2 separate regions of the Homo sapiens genome follow, and region 1 is linked to region 2. The links are chromatin contacts, found by POLR2A ChIA-PET in ENCODE. All regions are on one chromosome and are shown on one strand. Each heading gives the region's core, a stretch centred on a gene start or an enhancer-like site at or near the end of the contact. The rest is flanking DNA. Distances are from core to core; before and after follow the strand shown. Region 1 holds the start of ZSCAN22 (zinc finger and SCAN domain containing 22). Region 2 has its middle 26 kb from the start of FGF21.

Evidence for each region. ChIA-PET counts read pairs that join two places held with the same protein, here RNA polymerase II (POLR2A).
Region 1: POLR2A ChIA-PET joins it to region 2 with 10 read pairs in WTC11. The contact joins the promoter of ZSCAN22 here to the enhancer-like site in region 2. POLR2A ChIA-PET finds 5 or more read pairs at or near these places in 2 of 52 experiments (H1 and WTC11).

What each region holds. Positions count from the first base shown.
Region 1 is chr19:58,325,580-58,328,279 of GRCh38, reverse strand. ZSCAN22 (zinc finger and SCAN domain containing 22) reads right to left here and starts at 1,286. Exons shown (of 3, transcript NM_181846.3): 1 at 1,166-1,286. LOC105372480 (a long non-coding RNA gene) reads left to right here and starts at 1,032. Exons shown (of 3, transcript NR_144444.1): 1 at 1,032-1,457. RefSeq lists enhancers at 986-1,315, 659-1,401.
Region 2 is chr19:48,780,506-48,783,205 of GRCh38, reverse strand. No RefSeq gene overlaps it. Among named protein-coding and RNA genes, the nearest start is that of FGF21, 26 kb to the right of the region's middle. RefSeq lists a cis regulatory region at 1,778-2,418. Within about 2 kb of position 1,267, at least 19 of the 41 ENCODE cell types and tissues checked have a DNase peak (open chromatin) inside an H3K27ac peak, as active enhancers do.

The sequences.
Region 1 (2,700 bases), core at 37-2,536, 9.5 Mb before region 2:
AAAAATCTCAGTCAATCAGATATTAACACATATTATCTCAGGTACAGTCTGTCAGCCACAGCCTTCAAAATACCCAGACACAGGAAATATCTCAATGTCACCTATAATCAGTCAAATAAACACAGGCCTGGCCAGGCATGGTGGCTCATGCCTATAATCCCAGCACTTTGGGAGGCCTAGGCAGGTGGATCACCTGAGGTCAGGAGTTCCGGGCCAGCCTAACCAACATGGTGAAAGCCCGTCTCTACCAAAAATACAAAAATTAGCCAAGTGTGGTGGCCGGTGCCTGTAATCCCAGCTACTCGGGAGGCTGACGCAGGATAATCGCTTGAACCCGGGAGATGGAGGTTGCAGTGAGCCGAGATTGCGCCACTGCACTCCAGCCTGGGCAACAGAGCAAGACTCCGTCTCAAAAATAAACACAGGCCCTCGCAGCATTTCCATCACACAGTATTATTCTGATCACAGTCATTCATAATCTTAGTCACCATCTCAAGGACACACAAAGAAAATCAGTCACACTTGAAATCCCACCGTCACACGCTCACCCTCTCACAGTATCTCACAACCCACGTAGGAAGTCTCAAACGGCAACCATCTCTGTCAGTCACACACTCCATGGTTAGTGTTACACTCAACCTATCAGAATCACACACTCCAACCCGTCAGATACACACACCCAAGAGGTGTCAGACACAGAACCGCCTATCAGACACATAAACGGGTCCGCCCCACACCCTCCCAGGCCACTGGTCCTACATTTTATCTGTTATCTGTCCGCCCGCTCCACACTTCGTCCGCCCCACACCCGGTCAATCAGTCCATCCGACACACACTCCGTCAGTCCGACACATTCTCCGTCGGTCCGTCCGGCACTCAGTGTGTCATTCCGCACCACATTCGGTCCGTGAGTCTGTCCACACCGGGTCCGTCAGTCCGTGCACACACGGTCCGTCCACGCCTGGTCCGTCAGTCCGTCACATCCTCTGCGCGTGTGTCCGGCACTCGCAGTCCGTCTACTCACGTCCCCTAGTCAGCCTCTCACTCTCTACCCGCTGGGCGGTACCCCGCATCTCGCTCTGGCCGCCCCAGAGGTTCGCGGCTTCTGGACCTGCTGTGCCCCTCTCCAGCCTGGATCAGGACGGAGAACACCCCCGAAACCCACCTCACCAGCACAGCCGGCGGACCCTTCCGGAGGTGGCCGCAGAGACTAGCCAACTTGCGCGCCCGCCGACCCGGACCACAGCTCCCAGCACACCTCAAGGGCCCACGCCCGCCAGGACTACAATTCCCGGCGTCCTCCGGAAGCTCAAGTGTACCCAGGCGCGGTGCCTGCTGGGAATTGTAGTTGACGTTGGTCAGCACGGAGGCCACAGGATCCCAGCCCGGCCTTTGTGGGACTGAGGTGGCGCTGAGTGGGAGAGCAGCAGGCGATGCGCGAAAGGCGGGACTTGGAGGTGAGGGAAATGTGAAGGCTGAGGGTGAGAGTGCCTGTGTGAGGCTGAGGGTGCCTGTGTGAGGGTGAGGGTGAGGGCGGCTGTGTGAGGGCTGAGGGCTGAGGGTGCCTGTGTGAGAGCTGAGGGTGCCTGTGTGAGGCTGAGGGTGCCTGTGTGAGGCTGAGGGTGAGGGCGGCTGTGTGAGGGCTGAGGGTGCCTGTGTGAGAGCTGAGGGTGCCTGTGTGAGGCTGAGGGTGAGGGCGGCTGTGTGAGGCTGAGGGTGGCTTTGGGAGGGCTGAGGGTGTTTGTGTGAGGGGTGAGGGGTAAGGGTGAGGCAAGAAAATCGGGTCTGGAGGCAGGGAACCTAAGGACTTCCTAGAAGTAAATCAAATGGAAACTGCAGCTATGGTAGGAAATATCCTCTCCATTTATGCAGGGCGTACATGGAGTAAATCACTTTGTAACTTTACTTCGTCCTCTTCATTTACATAGGGCATATACCAAGTAACCAATGGAAACCTCTAGAGGGTATTTAAACCCCAGAAAATTCTGTAACCGGGCTCTTGAGCCCCTATGCTCCGGCCTGCTCCCATACAGTGGAGTGTACTTTCATTTTCAATACATCTCTGCTTTTGTTGCTTCATTCTTTTCTTTGTGCATTTTGTCCAATTATTTGTTCAAGATGCCAAGAACCTGGACACCCTCCACCAGTAACAAGGGTACCTGGGTGAGAGGTGAGGGTGCCCATGTTAGGAGTGAGGGGAGAGGGTGCCTGTCTGAGGGCTTGTGGGTGTGAGTGTCTGTGTAAGTACTGAAGGTGCCTTTGTGAGAGGTGAGCGGTGTGGTTGCCTATGTCAGGGTGTGTATTGAGTGTAGCTATGTGTGGCTCTCTGTGAACACATGTAATCATTTTTATAAATGTGTATCATTTTTTACTGAATTTGAGCTGGGCGTCTGTCTGCATGAGTCACTCTGTGACCAGGTTTGTGGGTTGTTCTGTGTGCTTACTCTGCGTGTGTGTGACCTGTGATTTAATCATCATATGTGATAATCATGCAGCTGTGTTTGCCTGCACCAGGTGTAATTGTGTCTGAGACAGATACTTAGAGGTAATGGGGTGGACCTGACACAGTATAAAGGCCCTAGACTGTGTGTGATGTTGTTACGGTGACTGTGAATGGTAGTGTGATTGTGTGATTCAGTCGATGCCTGGACTGTGTGTGAGAATGTATCTTCTCTGTGTGTGTGTGTATGTGTAAGAGAC
Region 2 (2,700 bases), core at 18-2,517:
CCTGCCTTGGACTCCCAAAGTGCTAGGATTACAGGCGTGAGCCACCACGCCCGGCGTACAGTTTAAATTTATAAACATAAAAGAATTTGGGGGCCAGGCGCGGTGGCTCACGCCTGTAATCCTAGCCCTTTGGGAGAACGAGGCGGGCAGATCGCTTGAGCTCAGAAGCTCGAGACCAGCCTGGGCAACATGGCAAAACCCCATTTCTACAAAAAATTTAAAAATTAGCTGAGCGTGGTAGCGAGTACCTGTAATCCCAGATACTCGGGAGGCTGAGGTGGGGGATCGCTTGAGTCCAGGAGTTCCAGGTTGCAGTGAGCAGAGATCGCGCCACTGCCCTCCATCCTGGGCGACAGAGTCAGACCTTGTTTCAATAAATAAATAAATAAATAAATAAATAAATAAATAAATAAATAAATAAATAAATAAGGTGAGGGGGGTATTTCTGAAATGACGTGGAAGCTCGGATTCTTTTTTCCAGAAGCCTCAGTTCAGAGTCTTTTCCAAGGGCCGGTTGCGGAGTTTGAGGATAGAGCACTAAGAGCACCCAATAGGAATGACTGAAAGCCCATGACGTCACTAGTGGCTGGGCAACAGCTCCAGAGTGCCTCTCGCTGACCTGCTTCGGGAAGTGGCCCCCGGTTCGCGTCACATGCCAGCCCCTGGCCTGCGTCACAGACCAGGATACACACCCAAATCCCAGGGGCCAGGAAATGTGTTCCCCGTGAAACCAAATTTAGCAAAGGAAAGAATGCAACAACTTTTAAACTCATTAAAGGCTCCCTGGCCGGGCGCGGTGGCTCACGCCTGTAATCCCAGCACTTTGGGAGGCCGAGGCGGGAGGATCACAGGGTCAGGAGATCGAGACCATCCTGGCTAACACGGTGAAAGCCCGTCTCTACTAAAAATACAAAAAATTAGCCGGGCGTGGTGGTGGGCGCCTGTAGTCCCCGCTACTCGGGAGGAGGGAGGCTGGGGCAGGAGAATGGCGTGAACCCGAGAGGCGGAGCTTGCAGTGAGTCGAGATCGCGCCACTGCACTCCAGCCTAGGCGACAGAGAGCTGTCTCAAAAAAAAAAAAAAATTGTGTTCCCCTTCCATGGATCTTATCTAGAAAAAAACACCTGTTTTTCTCAGGCTCACACTCAACACTTCTGTGACCAGGTGTGTGGGGTTTTTCCCACGCTGACAAATTCTCCTACCCAAGCTGGGTGTCCCACAATTCAATCCAACTCTGACATTATCTACCTGGAGATAGCATCGGATCCCACAGGTGAAAGGCTCAGTCCCACGAGGCTGCCCCTTGGGAGATGCCAATCACAAGTCCACGTGGTCTCACCCGAGCTTCTGACTTGCTAGTAATGGGGGTTCCCATGACTCCCTCCTTAGGCTCAGAAATTTGCTACAATGCCTCACAGAACTAAGGAAAACACATTTATCAGTTTATCATATAATTAAATAAAACCTGTCAGATAAAGAGGTGCAAAGGGCAACATCTGAACGCCTCCCGAGCACGGGAGCAAAGGATGGGTTTGGGGGAGCTTCCAGGTTGGGCGTCTCCATGGAGTTGGGGTGCTTCCCCGCCCGGAACTGTGGGCAGAGAGCCACCCAGGTGCTGAGGCAAGAGATTGAAGGCACATACTGTTTCAATATAATAAAGAAAATACTTAGAATAAGAAAAGTTATACTAGCAATAGGATATAGAGATGATTATATATGGATATTATCAATTATTAGTTTTAGTATTAATCTCTGTTTTATTATTATAACTGAGGAAAAACCAGGCGATACAGAGTCAGGAGCTGAAGGGACATGGTGAGATGTGACCAGAAGACAAGAGTGAAAGTCCTCCGCCACGCCCAGATAAGGGCTTAAGGACGCCTTGGTCTAGTGGTAGCACCAGTGCCTGGGAAGGCACCCGTTACTTAGCAGACCGGGAAAGGGAGTTTCCCCTTCCTTGGGGGAGTTAGAGAACACTCTGCCTCACCAGCCTCTTGTGGGAGGCCGGACATTAGCCAGGCCTGCCCACAGTCATCCGGAGGCTTAAACATCTCCCTGTGGTACTGTGCTTCAGTGGTCATGATCCTTGTCCACTTTCATGTTCCGCCTGTACACCTGGTTCCTCTTTTAAGTTCCTGGGAGATAGCAGTAGCAGAAATAGTGAAAATATTAAAGTCTTTGATCTCTCTGATAAGTACATAGAAAAAATGCTGACCGTATGCTGTCTTCCCTCTCTGCTTCGTCTACCAAAAAGGGAAAGGCCCCCTGTCACATGGACACGTGACTTGCTTGACCTTATTAATCATTTGAGATGACTCACACTCCTTACCCTGCCCCCTTGCCTTGTATACAATAAATAGCAGCAGTCCAGGCATTCGAGGCCACTAATGGACTCCATGCACTGGTGGTAGTGGCCCCCTGGGCCCAGCTGTCTTTCATACTCTCTCTTAGTTTCATGTCTTTCTTTCTACAATCTCTCATCTCCACACACGAAGAGAAAACCCACAAGGCCCTGTAGGGCTGGACGCTACAAGGAACCTCTCCCACCCCCATACTTTAGGGACTTTTATGGAGACTTCAGCGCATAAGTAGGATAGATTAGTAATTCCAGCTCCAGTTCCCTCTTCTTCCGGAAAGATGTGGAGTGGGATGGGGCTACAGGTTCCATGCTTCTAATATTGACTGAGTCTTGCTGGTGATC